Linked DNA regions of Homo sapiens: region 2 is linked to region 1. A link is an interaction called in ENCODE POLR2A ChIA-PET data of the cell type or tissue named here. Cell type or tissue: MCF 10A. All regions are shown on one strand. Links, peaks and the distances in the headings refer to the core of each region. The heading gives the core; the rest is flanking DNA.

Region 1 (10,120 bases), core at 746-8,745:
GGTCTCCTGCCCCATTCTTCCAGTAGCACACTCATGGTGAGACAGGACCAACATCAAAGACCGAGTGAAGGAATTGGCTGTTGTGTGTCAGCCACTTCCCTCTGGAGGGCTGATGGTTCTCAGGCTTCTTCACTGTATGACCCTCCATGAGGTCCTTGGGTGCCCAGATTCTAACTATCTCACCTTCCAGAGGACACTGCTCATGGTACAGGCCTTGCTGCCCCCAACAGCCTCTGACAACTCTGTACTTCATCTCTGTACTTCATCTCCTTCTTGTCCTGGGCCTCCTGTCAAGCCAAGAGCTGGTGACCAAAGAGAGTGGAGGCTGGCCCAGCTTCACTCTGGGTTTCCATCTCCCTAAAACCACTGGTTTCTCCTCCCTAACAATTTCAGAGCAGGGTTATAAAACCCCATGTTTGAAATGCAGTAGAGCCCTGCTATTTCAATAAGGCAAGAGAGTTGGGTCTCTCAGCAATCAGAGAATGCATCATTCGATAAATCCTCAAACAAGAATTAGGCACCTGCCACATGCTAATAACAGTAGAGTAATCTTTAAGTGCAAACTAGATATTATAAAAGCCTCTTCACACTTTTTATCTCTTTAATATTTATAACAGCCTTATAAATCTACTAGAACAGTAGATATTTTATAATGATGCTCAGAAAACTGTGAATATTCTGGAAAGTGACACAGTCAGGACTCGACCAGAGATATAAGTACAATAGGAAATATGAAAAAACAAAGGACCTAGCTCCTGCCTCTAAGAGTGAATATCCTGTTGGGGAAAAAGAATGTGGGCTCCATCTGGCTTTGTCCTGTGCTATTGTTTGATAGTTTAATGCCCAGTGATAGGTAACATATTATGCAGATTATGAGATATAAGAGTTAGCTCACTCTGGCTTGGGAAGTGAGGAAAACTTGAAAGGGCTTCCAGCCAGGCTTTGGAAGATAGGGAGGGATCCTGTCAGCAAGGGGAGACCTGATCAGATGAGAAAAATAGCACTATCAAAGGCCACCCAACCGGGCCCTTCAAGAGCCTATTTCCTTCAAGTTATACTTGACTAAAGATGCAGGTTTGCATTATGGAAAAGGACACGAGAAGAAATTGCTCAGGTATTTCCTCACATTCAGAGCTGTGGCTGGCCTTGAGATCTGGGGACTATGTGCATAGGAACATGATCCAGGAAACAGCACTAGAAAATGGTTCTAACAATATATGGTGAAGCTCAAATTAAAGTTGGCTTGACTATTCCTAAGAGACAGCTCCTTAAACATTTTACCAAGTGCTATTCATGGTAGAAAATATAAAGACACACCCTAGTATGCTCACCTGTTTGGATTTTTAAAATTCATGCTATGCTTGTGTAATTCTAGAACATATTCCTGTTTATTTCAATCCACTTATTTATAAATTCCACAGATATTTGAGCCCCTATTCTGGGTTAGGAACTGTTCCAGGCGCTGAGAAAAAAAGCAGTGAAAATCCATACAGTCAACTCATGAAGTTGCATTTCTGAGTTTTTTTCCACATTTCAGTAGAAAATGGTCTCTTGGAAATGTATGGCATCTATTTGGGGCTTCTGGTACCCTCAGCGCAATGCCTGTGGGAGTCCCCCAGGGTATGCATGCCCACATTTGAGGAGTAGAGTCCTCAGAAGACACTCATCCAACCCATGGAAATAGGAAAGACTTCACTCCTTTAAGGAATTTTCTGTCAAATATGGGTATGATCTTCCAAAGCTGCACATCAATAACAGTCTTACTCTCTTCCTCTCCTATTATCAACAACCCTTAGAAAGAACCAAACCCTGGTCTTATGATCTCTCAATGTTCCCAAACTATGCTTCTATTTGTCAGGATTTCTTGGCTGCCAATAACAGAAAATCTAAACCCAATGGCCTCAACAGTAAGTACCACCATGTTCTGTATCTTACCTGACATGGGATGTATGATGGAGTGTTCCCAAGGGGACTAATTCGGTGTTCAAACCAGCATCACCAAGTCATATTCTTTCCACCATTCTTCACTGTCACACTTAGCATGCTAGCTTGACCTCTAGGTTGGCTCTTTCATGGCCCTAAGAAAACTACATACAACATTTTTGATGGTCATATGCAAGTGTCAGCTGGAGAGAGAAGAGCCCATTTTCTCTAAGCGTCTTTTGTTTGGTTGATTGTTTTTGGACTGAGAAACTCTTATCCAGAAGTCCCCTCTGTAGAATTCCCCTCACATCTTCTCTGTCAGACCTGAGTCATATGACTTCCCCTAAACCAGTCCCTGGCCAGGCAAATAGGATTACCATGATTAGCTGCCATGTGCTTTGAAAGAAGTGGGGATACTTTCCTATGCTGGAAGATGAATCCTGACTAAATATTTTTAAGCAAGGAGGAATGGGGAAAGGAGCAATGCCTTCTGAATGGGTAGCGAAGCGATCTGACACCATGGTTTCCTCTCATGTACTGAATTCCAAGATGGCGCTTAGTGTCATGTAAAATGTTTGCCTCCTACATGCCAAACATTGTCCTAGACACTGTAAAAGACATTGATTCCAGGTGCCTTCTGAGTTTTTCTTCAAAACTCCTCTCATAATCTGGACTTTTTTTCTGCTTATTTGTTAGTTTGCCTCACCAGCTGAAATGCAAACTCTAGGAAGGTAGTGACCATGTGAATCTTGTTCATTGTTTCAACATCTAGGGCAACACATGGCACACGATTGGCACTCAGTGAATATTTTTGAATAAATAAATAGGTGAATTCCTTACAAGATGCAATATTCTTCCTATTCTTCCATAGCCATTCTTCTTATTTTCCTTTTGGGGAAATTGGTCAATAGAGCTCAGGTAACTTGCTCAGGATCACTCAGGGAACATGTGGTAAAGTCAAACTTTAAACCTAGATCTGTTAGATTCCAAGTCCTTGTTCTGTCCCCAGTGCTATATTCCCTGTCCTTGCATGAACACAGCCTTTGATTTCATGAGTCCTCTTCCTTGGACAGCTACAAACCCCTTAGTCTCTAACTGCAGTCATGCTCTCAGTCACCTCTGCTCCTGCTCTTCTCTTGATCTGGAACCTTTTCTACCCACCTGTGCAGAGCTTCTCCCCACCCTGTACACATCCATGCCCAAAGTTTAGCCCAGGTCCCTCCCCCTTCCTGACACCATCATCTTGCCTCCATTTCTTCATCCTCTACTTCTAGCTTAACTGATCTCCCCAGGGAGAATGCAAATCCTCAACTACCCCATGGCCTTGAGAGAATAATGACTATGATCTCAGGTTCTATGGCCGGACTCACTGTGTGCAAATCCCAGCTCCTCCTGCTGATTTGTGTGATCCTGGGCAAGTTTCTTTGCTTCTTTGGGCCTCTTTGCTGATCTGAAAAATGGGGATAACCATGGAATGCACAGGACAGAGTTGTTGTGAAGACTGAGTCACCACGTGCAGAAGTCTTCATGCAAAGCACATGGTAAGAGCCATTTAAATATCAACTGTGATTTTTCATTTTTCTTATTTTCTTTCTTAACAGTGCCAGGCACTTGAAGGATGTTGAAGAAATTCCTGCTAGCACAAATTTGCTAATCGCCTGCTTCCTCAGTATATGGTATTTCTCCCATACTGTCCCGCAAATTTCAAGGACAGGCATTGTTAGTGTTTTCTCCTTCCTCTGTACCCTTTCAGGGTCTACTGTAGTGATAAAAGCCCGACAAGCACTTAGTAAATCCTTACGAAAATGAACAAACCAAAAAAGCCCTGGGCTTCAAAGAAAATTCTCATTTGAATTTCTTTTCTGCCTTTCCTCTTGCCTTTAATTCTACATCTCTTCTTCCCTTCTGAAAATCAGATTAAGCCCCACTGAGGCTAAACCGATAGTGTTTCAAGTCATTTTGTTAATGGATGTAAATTGGCTGTAATCCTTTTGTTTCATGGCTACTGGCAGTTGGTCAGGCAGGTGACTGAGATGAAGATTTTAATCACACCCAAAATATGATACCGGCTTAGAAAATGTCAGCCCTCCCCTGCACCACAGAGTCATTTATGATGACGCTGCAGTCGGAAAGAACCCAGAGAAACCTTAATTGGCCTTTGGCTAATTTCAGAAGCCAGGCCTTCCTTGTAATTTGCTGCAAAACTGGTACAATTCTCTGAAATAAGATCAGTGAGAACGTTACAGAAAATGGCTCAAGGCCAGATCTGTGCACCACAGATTCATTAAGGATGCCCTAGCTAGATTTAGCTTCCAATGCGCTTGTCTTCGGGAGCACTGGTTTCCTATTAGGACTTGACTTTCCAAGGCCACAGAAAAAGTTGCTCCCAGCAAGGTTTTGCAGCTGCCCCTTTGGTCCACACTTTAGTGACCCCAGAGAGAAACACTGGTGAGAGAGAAAAACAGGATAGTTGATTCACTTTGGGCAGGAGTCTGTGTCCCCACAAAGGTGAGTCTGGAATTGAAATTTAGAAAACGAGAGCATATAGAGCATATCAGCTGAGGCCAACCTAGGTGACACCTGGGCTTACACACATACAGTAAGGCCTCATTAACTTAGAACAGGGATGGCAAATGGATTTCATTTCATATGACATTTCTGATCGATTATAGTGGCTGCTGAGAACACTGTGTCCAGAGGGATTCTCCCACTGTATCTCAGCTCAACAAGAAAGAATGCTGTGATCATTCAGCAATGTCTGCTGTGGCAGAGTCATAGGAAGTGAACCCATATACCATGTGTTTGCAGTCTTTGACTTGGAATAATGGAGACAGAGTGGATTTCTGTCCAAAATGTTGAAAAATCTGTAAAGCTCCGTTGTGTTTTTTTATTTACTATTTTCTATAGTAAACAGTAACATAAATCAAAATAGGAATGTCTAAAGTTAGAGCACTTATTTAAAAGCTTTTATTCAGTGGACTCTCACATTTTTTGTTTTCTATCATTGGAAAACCTCTATCATGAGAGCCTATTGATAGTTTGTCAGTGAGGGAGACAGTCAATACAGAGGAGCTGTTCTATGGTAATGAAGGAGAGAAACCAAATGCCCAGTGTCGCTCACAGAAGACTTCTCCCTGAGTACATTCACCTTGAAACAAACCCTATACACATACCCCCTATTTCCATGGGTTCAGGCAAGCCTTAAAAAGAGAGCTCTTGCTCATTCTCACCATTTGCTGAAAGAAGCAGCAGCTGATGAGTAACTTACCTGTTTCACTTGCCATCTGCGTCATTGGTTCAGAACAGTAGGAGGGAACCCAGGAATTGAGCAAGAGGAAAGTCGCTCCACCAAGGGTTAGCTCCAGCCCCACTGCTGACACTGCCTGGTGTCAGCTCTGACAGCTGTTTGGCAAATCCACTCCTCCACTACTGTTCATGATGACAGCTTGAAATGGGGCTGGGGATATTCTCCCTTTCCTGAGTAGAGAGAATGAGAGAAATCAACACAGCAAGAGACATCTTCTCTGCATATTTTGTGGGTACCTGCAGGCTAATGGAAAAGGCACCAGTGATTCAGAGAGTAGGAGGTTTCTGTGCAAGTCTGAGCCTGGAGTGCCAAAGACTGGCAGTAGCCCTGGAATAAAGACAGTGCAAAGATTTCTAAAGACATTTCAATCTTTTCAAAGCCTGGGCTTGAATGTTTCAGTGCAAGTCAAGGGAAAGAAGAGGGGTTTTTTGGGAAGCAGCTGCCAGAAGTTCCACCTTCCGGCTGATGAGCTTCCCTTTCAGGCTGATGAAAGCAAGACAACTTCTTCAGCTTCACCAAGAAAGACATTTAGAAAAAGTCAACTGAGTCAGGCTAGAGATCAGCTCAGGAAAGTCACTGTCCTCCTCTCTCTCCCCCTACTGTGATATCAATAGCTGCAGAATCATCCCTGGTTTCTAATAAACTTGATGAAAATATGAATAACAGTTTTTTTCTGTTCACCTTCTCATGAAGTGGAAAATTCCTTAAATTGGGGGGAGGTTAGTCAGTGGACCAGTCTAGTTGGAAATTAAGTTAAATTCAATTTACATAAATAAATTGGGTTACTTTGGTATTGTAATTAATTCTTGCTTTGTAAAGTGAAGTTTGTCCCTGCAGACTGTGTCGCAGAATGTGCCATGAGAAACTGTCCTAATCTTACTGACAGCCTGGCTTCAAAGTCACCAGCAGATGGATTTTAAGCTCTTTGAGGACAGAGTCAAGGCTGATACTGTTCTGTTGGATAATCAGGTATTCACTTGGCAAGTATTTATTGAGCGTCTACGGTGGTTGTCCACCAGTATACACATGGTGCTTAAAAGTAGATACGATAGACAGATGTCCCTTCATTGATCTTATGATCTGGCTGAGGAGGGACAGTTTATAAATAAGGAATCCAATCAATAACAAAATCCTTTCAGGTGATGACAAATGCTATTTTATACTATAAAAAAATAGAAAATAAAAGCAGTAAGAAAGGCCCCTGGAGATTGGTGGCTCAGGGAGGAGGTGGTACATAGATGATAAAGAGTCAGCCTAACTCCTAGCAGAGGAAATGTCAAGTGCAAGGTGCCATAGGCAGGCAGTCTCAGTGGTACAAGAAACAGAAGGAAGACCAGCATCACCAGAACCTGGTAAGTGAGAGGGAGAAAGACATAAGAGGAGGCAGGCAGGGCAAAGAGGGGCTTAATCAATGAGAAGCCATTAGAACATTTTAAGGTTTTAATCAGTGATCTGATTAATATTTTAAAAGGTCATTCTAGCTTCTATTTAGAAAATGGATTGTAAAGGTAACAATAGATGCATCTTATATGTACATTATCATTCTAAATCGAAGGGGGGGCAGGTGAATGAGTGTTGAGCAGAAGTACACAGGCAAGAATTAGCTGGCTCTATTCATGGGTACAGGATAAGCTGCTATAACAGAAAGGTCTCACAATACAACAGCTTGAACAATATAGTTTATCTTCCTGTTGATAAGTCCATAGGTGAATAGTCCAGGGTTTGAGGGATGGCCCTTCTCTACAAACTCATCAAGGACACAGACCACTAAGTTGACCCAGCCTGTGGCTTCCATCTCTGAATCCCAGGCAAATGCTCTAGTTTTGCTATTTCCCAGCCATGAAGAAGCAGATAAAGGGAGAACTCCAGAAAGCGTCTGGTCAATGTTTAATAGCTGGCTCTCTGAGGGGGAAAAAAACGAACCCTGATTTGTAGCATTTGCTGATGTCCATGGTCTAAATACTTCTACCATGACTGATTTCAGACTACCAGCTGGACCTCTCTGAACTCAGAGTTGGAAAGAAATGCATACAGTGAGATCTCACAGGCAGTATGAGCAGGCTCAGTATACCACTGACCTCAGGACAGAAAAGAAATCCTTTACAAGTAAAAGCTTTTGCTAATTCTGCTGAAAGAAGTAAAAGCTTCTACTACAAGCTTGAACTATTCTCATATGGAAGCGTGATAAGGCACACCACACTCAAGAACACTAGACCATAGAGTCTGGGAGAAGCTACACATTAATTAGTGAAAAGGGGTTCAAAACTTTACTGAACTTCCCAGAAAAGAAACATTTTAAATGATGGGGGTAGAACACACGGAATTTTTAGGTTGGTAAAACTATCCTGTGTGGTACGGTAATGGTGGCTACGTGTCATTACACATTTGTCAAAAATCTACAGAATGTATCACACAAAGAGTGAATGTTAATGTAAACTATAGACTTTACTTGGTAATAATATATTAATATTGGCTCATCAATTTTAACAAATGCAAGAGGATGAGAAGGGAAATTGTGGGGGATGAGGGAGAATATTGGAACTCTTTATACTTGCTGCTAAACTTTTCTATAAGTCTAAAACTGCTCAAAAACATTAACTATATTAATTACATCAATTAAAAATATTTGTAGGGGAAAGATCACCATGTATATGTACATAAAGGTGAAAGTGTGTGTCTGTGTCTGCATGTGTATGCTGATGAGTATGCCTGTGTTTGTGTTGGTGCATATGTGTGTTGGGTGTGGAGGGTGATAGGAGAGACTTCTTCATCGGCCTGGTGACAGGAGAGCTAATTGGCTCACTGTGCTGCCCCTGAACCTCAGACCCAACAGAGTCAGCCCAAAAGCAATCCTTTGGAGGAAATGCCCATCATGCCTCAGTCAACATGGTGCCTTCCTCCATAAGTACACTAATTAGGGGCTTATTAATGTGGGCCTGCCTGAGACTGTACTTTCATTGACTATAGATATTTCCCATGAGAGTTCCCCTAAATCAGGGGTCCCCCAGCCTTTCATCCCTTTATTTGTAATTCCCCTGTCTACAATTGTTTTGGAAATAACCATCCACATGCATTCTGGTCTTGGAGGGGAAGGAGCACCAAGATGGAGCTTGAGAGGAATCACTATCCTCTTCTCCCTTTGTCCTTTTCCCAAAGACAAATAACCGTAAAGGATCATCTATATTATGATCTAAAATATCCAATTTCCTTGCTATTATACTATGGCCTATATGATAGTTCTCCTCCAGAACCTGTGAATATGCTCCTTATATGACAAAAGAGACTTTGCAGATGTAATTAAGTTAAGGATCTTGAGATGGGAGATTATCCCATTTTATCTCAAGATGGGATAATCTAGCCAGATGGACACAATATAATCATGAGGGTCCTTACACGACAAAAGTCAGTGTGACAAGGGAAGCACAGGGACAAAGAGAGAGAGATTAGAAGATACTGTGCTGCTGGCTTTGCAGTTGAAGAGTGGACTTGAGCCAAGGAATGTAGGTGGCCTCTAGAAGCTAGAAAAGGCAAGGAACTGATTCTCTCCAAGAACAACTAAAAGAAATGTAGCCCTGCTCACCCATTTTAGGACTTCTGACCTCCAGAACTGTAAGAGAATAAATCTGTCTTGTTTTGAGCCATTAAGTTTGTGGTATTGTGTAACACAATTTGTGATACAAAATGGGAAACTAATATACATCACTGCAGCCTGAGAATCTGCACTCTCTCCAAGATTCAAGCTCTCCAGGTATCCCTTTGTCTGCTTATTCTTTTTTCTTTTAGCACCTACTTTAACCTGTGGCCCCTGCAGTGAACCTTGAACCCTGACAAAACACACGTCATCTTGTCTCACTAGTGCCAGGCACAGTTGCAGGCTGGCGCATCAGGGCACTCAGTAAACACTTGTTGAATGAATGAATGAATGAATGAATTTTTCCAAAGTTATTCCATGCTCAAAAGGAAATATTGGGATTTATTGTTTTTGTGTTTTTTCAGTTATCTTCCCTCTATCCTGTAAGAAACCACCCACACACATAATTTTGGTGGCCTCTAGCTGTAAGTACACACAGATTCATTTCTTGTTTTGACCTGGCCCTGTGATCTAAGCTCTTTATGGGACTCCAGTTCCCAGAACTTCCTGCTGGTAAATGGACATCTCAACTTATTTTTATATGGGGTGTCAATTTAAACTAAAATCAGATGGGAAGCTCTACACAGCCCCAAAATATACTACGCTGGGTTGGGGTCAAAAAGAGATGGTGACTGTATCTGGGACAGTTTGCATGTGGAACTAATAAAGAAAACCTTAAATTTGGGCTCATAAAGAGAAAAAACTGCTACCAAGTCACAGATTGTACCCCTAACCCAGCCATCCATCTCAGATATGCAATATCCTGGGTCGCAAGGAGACTAGGCAACAAATTATAAGCAGATGAGATCCTAATATGGAAAAACATATCAAAGGCTGTCTCCTTCTGAGGGTGGGTCATAAAGTCTAAAAGTATCCAAAATACGATTTGCAAAGAAATTTAGAGACCAATAGTTCAACTTCTCTTCAGAGCTTGGTAAATGACTTCTCCCAGACCTCAGTTGTCTTAAGACAGTAAATGTCTGTTTCAAGTCTTGGCAGCATGTAAGTACAGGAAGTCACTTTTGTTTTTTAAATTAAATGCAAGGAATTAATGAAATGATCACATTAACTTTCTAAAATTTAATATTGACTAATTTCACTCTTTGGTCCTTTACAAAGCAGTTGAACTCTGTCAACCAAGAACACACGCAACACACACAAATACACATACAGGCACGCAAGCACGATTGGGAAGGGTGCTGATCCACAGAGGGGACAAGAGCTGTGCAAAAATCAGCTGTTCCCACCCTCCTTTCTCT
Region 2 (10,120 bases), core at 1,474-9,473, 120 kb before region 1:
GGAGGGAAGCTAAAAACAGCAACTTGAGCTATTGCTCCTCTTACAGGGTCTATTTGCCAGTTTGCCTCTATTTTGGAGGGAACTGTTGAGGTGGCAGTCACAGAGGAAGTCAAGGAAGTTGATAAAACAAAGACACTTGTGTTGGTCAATATCTATTTGCCCTCAATGGATTCATTCTCCGTCCTTCTGCTTTGCTCTGTGTCGAAGAGAACCACATTTTCCAGGCTCCCTTGCTTTCTGGCTCCTGGGCTGGTCTAACCCATGGGACACACTGGTGAAAGGTGGAAGGGTGGGAGTCAGAGACATGTCAAGGTTTTTCTCCCACTCTCTCCACTTCCTGTTGTGCCTCTGACAATAGCAGTATCTCTTCCAGAGTTCCAACTTATGCAGGGTGGCCCCTCTCTCAGCATGTCTTGCTTCTGAATTCTGCCTCCAGCCCCAGAGGGAGTAGCAGCTTCCTGCTACTGCTAATCTCTGGGTTGTCTCACTGACCCTTTTTGCCTTCTCAGCTCCCTCACTGAGCTATAACCAACTTCCTGAATCAAATTCTTCATGCTCAAAAGTTCTAAAGCAATTCCTGTTTTTTAGCTGATATAATCATCATTGAAGTAATCCTTACCTCAGACAGTAAGGATTAAAGGAGAGAGAGAGAGTTCAGCATATAATAAGAGCTCAAGCATAAAAAAAATTAAAAGAAATCTCAGAAATAATGGGTCTTATTGATAATATGTTATTCTGAAATTGAACCATTAAATATACTTCAATGCAAAATTCAACAATATTTCAAACCACCTCTGAAACCCAGTTTCACAGTTCTGAGGCTTTGGTGGTCTTATTTGTTTATTTATCTCTCTTTTTTAAAAAATCAATGTTATTAAGATAAAATTTATAGACAATAAATGTACCTATAATAAGTGTCTAGTTCAATAATGTGTACATCCATGTAATAAGATAATCAAGATATAAAACATTGCTATCAACCCCAAAAGTTCCCTGTGCCCACTCTTACTGCCAATACTCCCTCCTACCTCCAGCTATTAGGCAACCACCTATTGACTTTCTGTCACTGTAGATTTGCCTTTTTTATAATTTTATGGAAATGTGACATTTACTATACTTTTGTGTCTACCTTCTTTCATTCAGCAAGTTTATGAGATTCATCCATGGTATTGCATGTATCAGTCTTTCATTCTTCTTTATTCATGCTTCGTATTCTCTTTTATGAGAAAACTGCAATTTGTTTATCCATTCACTGTTGGTGTGCATTTGGGTTTCCAGTGTGGGGCTATTATGAATATGCTCTGCTTTGAGTATTCATGTGCAACATTTCATAGTCATGTGTTTTAATTTCTCTTGACTAAATACCTAGGAGTGAAGTTGCTGGATCAAATAGTATGTACTCAACTTTGTATAAAACTAGCAAACTGTTTTCCAAAGTGTTTGGATCTTTTTACACTGTGATCAGCAATGTGGAAAACGTCTGGTTGCTCCCCATCCTCTCCAATGTTTAGTATTGTCAGTCCTTTTAATTTTAACCATTCTTAAGTATGCATAGTGCATCTCTTCATATTGGGAGGAGAAAACCTTTACCAGAGTTCTCCTAAGAGACTTGGTCCATTGGCTAGGGCTGGGTCTCATTGCCATGCCTTAGCTACAAGGGAAACTGAGAAAGCCAGGCCTGGCATGTTCAGCCTCTAGAGCGGGAGATGGCTTCTGCTAGCAGAGAAGGGAAATGGAATAAGAGTTAATTGGACAACCAACCAGTGCTGGACACTCAACCAGCACTTCCCTGGCATGCCATGGCTCACCTGTTGAGATCAACTGCAAGCTGTGGCATGCAGTGATAAGGACTTGAGAACTAAGTTCCTTTGAAGGAGGATGAGCAGAAATCAAGGCAGCCTCAAGTTTTGAGCTTGGGTTACTGGGGACAGGTGACCTTGATGGGGAAGGTGTGGAGCCAGGTTTGATTCACACAGTGTTTGCAGACCCTGACTCCTTTGACCCACTGCCCTTCCAGTGGTTCCTGAGATTTTGAAGTGCACTTCGGGTCTTTCTGGGTCTTGTAAGAACTCCACAAGTTGTCTGGAGGGGACAAAATTATTCCTATTCTGAAGAAATTGGGGAATGTGTGAATCAAAATTGGTTGTGATCACAGTATAAGTTTAAGCAAGAGATATAGTAAGAATGTTTATTTAATTTGTTGTTTTATCCTGAAGTCCTGAGGAATTCTCTAGGCCTCTTTCCTATGGAGAGAGCCTCCTGGAATCATTTGCATTTGGATGAAAACCTCAGGAAGATCCAGGGAGAGACTCAACAGTCTCCAGTGAGTTACCCAAGTTTTAAGCCCAGTATTTGCAGAAGAAGATGACATCTCTCTTGCTAGTACATTTCAAGTAAATCATCTGCCCTTCTTTACAGGATGTTTCCAATGACAGTGACAATGTAACGATATAAAGTAACGATATAAAGCAACCGTTACAATCCATATCACAACATTAAAAATATAATAGGAAATGATCTCCATTAACCAGATATTGATCTCCATTTTTACTTATTCAGATAAAAAGGGCTATTTGGATTAGTAATTATGTTTTTGGCATTTCTCAGAGTTTCAAATTACTTACTGGAAGCAGCTTAATGAATTCAAATGCTGTATTCTAAATTCCTTATTTATCTATAAGCCATGGCTCAACATGGATAATAGAAATCCTGCACCAGTAAGTAATGACTTGGGATGGAAAGTCGACCTTTGGAATCCAGAGTTGATTTTTAGGAGTTTGGTATCAGCTTCTTAAGAAAACTTTAGTGGACTTTCCATGTAACTAAGATGGACTTAGAAGTTTTAGTTTATTTTCTTTTCACTTCTGTTATTATGGAACTACTTATTGCTGGGAAAACTCTAGCATTTACTTCAAGTCTTGCCAAGGATATGTTTGCCTTATTTAATTTATGCAGTGTGCTGCAGTTAAGTTTTCAAGTTTTATTATGCATGCAACCATGCATCTAACTGTGTGTTTGTGCATGTGTGTGTGTATGCGTGCATGAGCATGCAGAAAAAGAAAGTCTCAAAATCGCCTCAAGAAGACACTTAATATCCAGCCAGTAATGACATATAAGAGCCAATTTTTTAATGGGGAAATAGATAATTATAAGCATGAAAACAGCACTTTTGAGCTTCCATCTCCCAAATTCTCTAGCACACAGACACACACACACACACACACACACCACTCCTGCACATTCTCTGTGTCACTCTGAGATAAGGGAGATAAGTGTTTCCCAAACAACCCTCTCTCTGCCTTCCATTTACAACACCAGCTTGGATTGATTACTGTACTGCTTTAAAAATTGACTCTGAGGGTTGTGTGTGTGTGTATAATCACCCCCTGTCCCCAAACAGAGAAGACATGATGCTAGATGCTACTCTTCACATCTGTTTACAACTGGCTTCATGTGCTTTGGTCATAGAGGAATGAGGCTTCTTACCCTAACAGGGCCAACTCTAGGCAAAATCTTATCACTGTCGTGTTTTTAATTTTGCCCCTTCTTTCTGCCCCTACTCCCTTTCCCAGTGTTCTGATCACACACACTTCTTCCTGCTACATCACTCTCCCTTCCTTCCTCCATCACTAGTGGGAAAGAGGTCTGATCAACTATCAATTCCTACCATAGGCTGGCTGGTTGACTCAAAGCAATGATCCTCCACTTCTCTCCACACAACACACATGATGGATGCCACTCATGTCAGACACACTGCTGAGTGCATGAAGGGTCATGGATAATCCCCAGCCCACCGGGTATACCACTGCCCTTTTCTCTCACAAACTTAAAAGACAATCTAAATTTAAATGAGTTAGAGAAAGCTATTGCAAGGGATGATGTTGAATACTGCCTTCATTTACAAAACTAAAATAAATTAATTTGCAAGGTCATTACTTTAAATGCAATTAGTGACGGATGACCTATGTCCCACCTGACCACTGTAAGTCCTTGGGCGGGCCATTCTCCATTTGCCTTTCCAGGTCTTCTCCCCACCCTTCCCCAGCCTGCTTTTGCCCTGGGAGGGCCCCCTTTTTTCACTGCTTCAGCTGCATGCCTTTGCCCTCTGGCTTCCTGTTGGGTCTGACCAGTGGGAGACACCATCAGCATATGGAAAGGCAGAGGGGGAAAAAAGAGGTTAATGTATTTGTTTTCATCTCTTTCTCTGCTGGCCTGGCTTCCCCTTTCAAAGTCCACTCAACTCCTGATGGGCATCCTGTTTCCATATCTGCAACCTGAGTTGCATCTACAGCTCTCTTGGGGATCCAGGAATGGTTCCCGCCCCACCAGAGGAGGAGGAAGGTGGGATGGAAGACTTCCTGTTGCTATTCCCTGGGATTCTTAACCAGCCCTTGTTGGTCCCCTTTAATGTTGTCCATATCTTTGAGATAGTCCCTGAATAAGAACGTCAACATGCTATCTTTTTCCTGCCAGGATTCTAATTTCATAGTTGAGAACAAATTGCTTAGTTAATTACCCCTCCCAGGAGTTCTGGTGTTTAATAGGACACTCATGTTGACAGAATAAAAACTGAAAACTCTAATGTCAAAAAGGAATATTTCTCAAATGGTGGAAGTTTAGACTTTAGCAACCAAAGAAGATCTATTTGGGTGCAAGACAGGTTCTTCAATAATACTGTCTGGATGGCCCTCTTCTTCATAAGCTCTTAGAACACATTTTTCTCTCCACACTTTTGCTTATACTGTTCTCTTTTACCAGATACTCTCCTTGTATCCATTTTTTTAAGGATCAAATTTACTGCCAAGAATTCATAAAGCATTTCTTGATCCATATTTTTTTCCTCCTTAATCCTCTCTCCAAGAGTTTACACTAATCCTTCAGGAAGTACACACACACACACACACACACACACACGCATCTTATAAGGATTGTAATTTTTCACATTCTAAAAATATAACTATCACTATTTGCCAGATATAGAACCTAGTTCATGTTCTGATTTTGTGCCTCTATAAACTGACATTATAGCAAAGTTCTTAAAAGTGTGCCCTTGATTTTGGAATCAGATGGACTTGGACTCATTAGCTCATTGTATATGTATACATTATGTAACTTTTCTGTACCTTAGCTTCTTGGAAGGAAAATGGGGATAACAGTATTTTCATGGAGTAGTTGTGAAAGTTGAATGGGATTTTTTCCTGCTGTTTAAGCATAGTGCATGTTGCATAGTAAATGCTAAATAAACATTAGCTAAAGAAATACAAAGAATAAATTGTGTTACTTCCATCAAGCTCCGCAAGGGGAACAGCCGGTCTTCACCTCTTCCTGTTCTCCTCAATGGAAGTTCAGTATGTATTCAGGATGGATGGATGGATGGATGAATGGATAAATGGGGCTGACCTCAAATAGAAGTTTCTTTAAGCCATTTTGACACTACCTGGCAGAGATCACGTTTTTAAAATTTCCAGGCTGGCTATGGCATTGCATACCTATAATCCCAGCTAGATGGCAGATTGAGGTGGGAGGAATGCTTGAACCTGGGAATTTGAAGCCAGCTTGGGCAACATAGCAAGACTCCAAAAAAGAATAAGTTTAATAAAATGTTTTAACCAGTCCTTTGGGTCTCTGTACATGAATTTTCTTTCTGCTTAATTTATTCATATCATGCATGCACATTCTTGTGTTTACAGGTTCTTTTATAAAATTTTTTTTGCTTTAATTATATTTAGCAAGGAATTTAAGTTCCCTCCTGCATGTTATTCCACATCATCGTCATTCTAGCTCTTCCAGAGCTTCAGGCAGGTATGAATCCTTCTTGAGGATTGTTTTTGTGTTTCTTTAAAAACAAGGGGTGCAGTTCGTGCCAAAGTCATCAGCAGGAGAGAGATTATTAGCTGACTAAATATTTCCACAACAAAAGTTGGGAAATGTAACCCTGAGGCTATTGGTATTTCGAATCGCTCTCTATGGATCAAAAATTAGGCCAACTTCATCTATCAGTTATGAAACATCCCAGAAAGAATTTGGACTTTTATTTTTGCCAAGCAACAAAACAAACTGAAAAATGTGGAAAATACCACACACAAGCCTGGATTATTTATTTCTACATCTATTATTATTTTCCCTCTTAACAAGTCAGAAATCATTTAATCTAATTCAATATTTTTTTACTACCTACTATGTGTTAGGCATTCTGTATAACCATTAAAATAATTCTTTTAAAATGAAATGTAGTTTAATTAAAATAATTCCATGCATTATTTGGCAAAAGTAGATTCTTCCTTTTGGCCAGGATAGTCTCATCTGTAGTTGAATTTATCAGCAACAGAGGCCTCAGTTTTCCCAAAACTGGGAGAGTGGACAGTGCATGGATTTTGGAGTTACTTTTAATCCTGGCTGCACAGTTATCAGCACCGTGGTTGAGCAAGTTCTTTCATCTGTATTAGCCTCTTTCCTCCACTAAGAAATGGGTATACTTACCTCACCATGCAGATTTAAGGAATGAATTCAGTGGTGCAGATGACCAATAAATGTCAGTTTCCTTTATCACTTTGTGACTAGGATGAAACTAAGACATCTAGGACAGGCTGGAACAAAAGCAAGCACTAAGAACCTGGGTTTCAGCTTATTTATTTAATGAATATAACAGCAGACTTTGACCCAATGTGTTTCTCAAATCTTCTATTCCTATGAAAGAAATAAGCTAGGCATTGATACGAGATTATTGATGACAGGCAGGAGGAAAAGTCCTCGTCTGGACTCCTGTATGCACACCTCCCTTGGATTAGTAGATTAGCAAAATTAAAGTGATGACCAAAATAACTGCTTGGTGCCAAGGTTCTAAATATATATAAAGTTCTGAGGCTTTTTGTCTTTTTCTTCCAACTTAATGGAAATGCTGACAGCCTCTTTTGAAGGAATCTCCTTTGAATGAGAATGGTAATACGCCCAGGGGCCCAGGTCTTGCAGGTGGACATTGAGAAGTACATCATTCAGGGTACTCAGTTGCCAACTGTGGGAACCAAATCAGGCTAGCTTAAGTACAACAAGAATTTCCTATAAAACTATTGGAAAACTCAGAATAGTGATAAGATCCTGGAGAACCAAGCTCAGAAAATGGGCAGAATCCAAAGGAGGTTGGGCACCATCAAGATCCTTTGACAGGAATAGTCTTTTTGAACTGCTGCCACCAGTCTTGATACTCCTGGATATTTGCCCCTCTGCTGATAGACTTTAAACTCCAGCAAAGCTATCAGGATTAATCTCTAACTGCTGCTGTACAGATGTATCACATTCTTGAAATTCAAAATCCTTGGTGGGAGAATCTGATTGGCCAGTTTATGCTACATGTGTATGTGTATGTCACATGACATACCTGCCATGGAACTGGGATGTGGAGCAAGATCTGTAATAGGGATAGGGGGAAGAGGAGCAGTGACTTCAACCTACCGTATTTCTTAAAAATAGGTAGGATATTATGATGCCCAGCAGCTAAAAATAAGTATCTACAGAAAGTTCATCTCGTCTTTTCCCTATCCTGTTGTTTCTTCAAGTTACGGCAGTGGCTGGTCCCAGCTGTCATAAGATATGCTTTTCTTGTGAGCAGACATGCAGACATATTCTGTTCAAGGAGTAAAGCCACATTTTGATGGACATGGACATAAACCTTCTGGAATGATCTGGCTATGCATCGTGCTTTTATGTGACTCTGGCTTCTGAATTCTTGTCATGATCAGAGCGGAGCCTGGTGAGAATACAGAAAATCACTTCCAGAGAAGTGAGAAATCCACAGTGGAGACATTGCCTACTGACTTGCTCAAGAATGCAAAATGGGATATAAGCTGCTGAAGTGTTTGAGCGCATCATCCTAAAAGCTTCTTGTTTAATTTTAGTCACTGGGAAATGGTTGTTTTTTTCCTCATTTGGGCCACAGAGGATCAGTTTTGCCAAAAAAAGAGAAGCAACTAAGAGGCAAAATTTCAGCCAAATGAAGAGCACTTTAAATTGTTCCTTCATAATGGATGAAATCATTCATTATCTTTAGAGTTGGTCAGGCCTGGGTTGGAATCCCAGCCCTCATAACAGGACAATCTTTGGCCAGCAACTAAAGCCTCCCTGAGCCTCAGTTTCCTCATCTATAAAACAGGGATAATGGTGTCCCTAAAAATGGATGGTTGTTCGGATTAAAGACGGCCTGTGTAAAGCCCCCAGCCACAAGACTGCTCAATCAGTGTTTGTCCTTAAAACTCACCTACTCTTTCTCGCTCACAAAAGCAAATAGAGCAGATAGCACATTTACTCCCCCATAAAGCACAAAGTTATTAGAGGTAATGTGAATGAAAGTCAAAGGTTAGACATCAACAATGAAATAAAACAGCAGCATGGAGGAGAAAGGGCATTGAACCCAAGCAAAGGGAAGGCAGAGCTGTGCTATCAGCATAATTCCTGTGTCAATGCTAAAGCCACTTAGCATTGAAGTCACCGGAGATGAGAACCAGGGAGGAATCCTAAAGACAAGAGAAGTAATATTTACAGTGCACGTACTTTGCTCCAAGCCAGGTGCTTTACACACAGTGCAGTACCACATTTAAACTATGTAACAGCCCCATGAAGTAGGTACATTATTATCTTCACAGTATAGATAATGAAATAGAGGTGCAGAGACACAGTGAGTGGTGAACTAGACTTCCTTCTGACCTCAAAGGCCTCGCTTCCAAGTGAGGCAGAAGAAACTCAGCTCTAGAGGTTATACCTCTTCCACTCAAGACAGCAACCAGCTTGAGGCAGGAATCAGCACCATTGTAAATTTGGAGACTGGGTCAGGTGCCAGCGGTGTTCCCATCAATTCTAATAAGATTAGGCAGAGAGAGGAAGTGGTCCATCTGAATAAACATGAAGGCTCCACTGTATCTATGTAGATGAGAGGCAGGCAAGACACTGTATCGGCAAATCCAGGAGGCTCCATTCCCATTTTAGTGCTCTTAAGAAAGATAAATTAAAAAAATTAGAGATAAAGCAAGAGGATAACTGCATGTCCCTTCAATATCTCCCTTGGGCATTAACTGGCTCGCCCAAATTCATATTTAATTATCTAGGACAAGAGTCGACAAACTATGACTGGCAGCCATATGTTTTGTAAGTAAAGTTTTATTTGAACACAGCCATATCCATTTGTTTATGTATTATCTAAGGTTATTTTCATGTTACAATGTTAGAATTGAGTAGTTTCAGCAGAGATCCTGTGACCTGCAAAACCGAAAGTATTCCTACCCGGCTCTATAAAGAGTTTGCTGACCCCTGACCTAGGAGAATGTGCTTGTGTTTGAATTGGCTATTTCCTATCTGATTAAACCCCATCTGTTCTGAAGTTATAGATCTTCTGGTCAGTTTCTATAAGGGATAAAAGATAACCAGAAAGCTACAGCTTGACTGCCCTGTAAGACATTAACCCTTTTTTTTTAAATTAGCAAATTTATTTTAATATCCCTTTGACCAACTATATACATTTTCTTCCTCTAATTTTTCCTGGAAGCAGCTTTACCACCCTTCTGCTTCCTTCATTAATTAATAGTTGAATATTTTTATTTGTATTCATTCTATTTTGTATGAGTCATGGTTTTAAATTTTTGAAAGCTGTGCTTTCACAACTCCAGGGAATACCACTGAATGCAACATGAATGGAGAGGGTGGCAACTCTCGGTTTGGGGAGAGTGGCACTGGTAGCCAACCCCATTGGTGCCCACTACAGTATGCACCTCCTTAATTAACATGACAACCCTATAAGTTTCGTTAACCTACAACGTGGGGAAATGGAGATAATAGCAATACCCAACTCATAGGGTGGTTTTGGTGGTTAAAAAAAAAAATGCCATTGAAGTATTTAGCCCATACTTAGCACTTAATACTTGTCCATTAAATGCTAGCTATGATGATTATTACTGATGCTACTATCCTACGTATTAGTGTTTCTCTGGTTGCACATTGCACTTGACTAAAGAGACAAGTGACTTGGTTTTGCAGGACCATACTTCCAGATCAGGTGGAGAGTTGGCCTCATCCTTCCTCTACTGTGTAAATTGAGGTAGAGACTATAACCTCCTTACCTTTGTGCCCCTGCTTG

The links. ChIA-PET counts read pairs that join two places held together with the same protein. Peaks named below come from ENCODE experiments on the same cell type or tissue, not always from the same donor. Only the 100,000 strongest peaks of a DNase experiment are listed, where the experiment ranks them.
Region 2: POLR2A ChIA-PET joins it to region 1 with 7 read pairs; 2 of 35 experiments call an interaction of 5 or more read pairs at or near these places.

Annotation. Positions count from the first base shown.
Region 1 is chr10:111,434,602-111,444,721 of GRCh38, reverse strand. LOC105378485 (a long non-coding RNA gene) reads right to left here. Exons shown (of 7, transcript XR_007062289.1): 2 at 5,192-5,400; 3 at 3,294-3,373; 4 at 1,936-2,087. Among named protein-coding and RNA genes, the nearest start is that of HEAT2, 330 kb to the right of the region's middle. In MCF 10A, for the core only: no CTCF peak of the experiment used is centred there; a DNase peak (open chromatin) is centred at 5,221.
Region 2 is chr10:111,556,037-111,566,156 of GRCh38, reverse strand. No RefSeq gene overlaps it. Among named protein-coding and RNA genes, the nearest start is that of HEAT2, 450 kb to the right of the region's middle. In MCF 10A, for the core only: no CTCF peak of the experiment used is centred there; no DNase peak of the experiment used is centred there.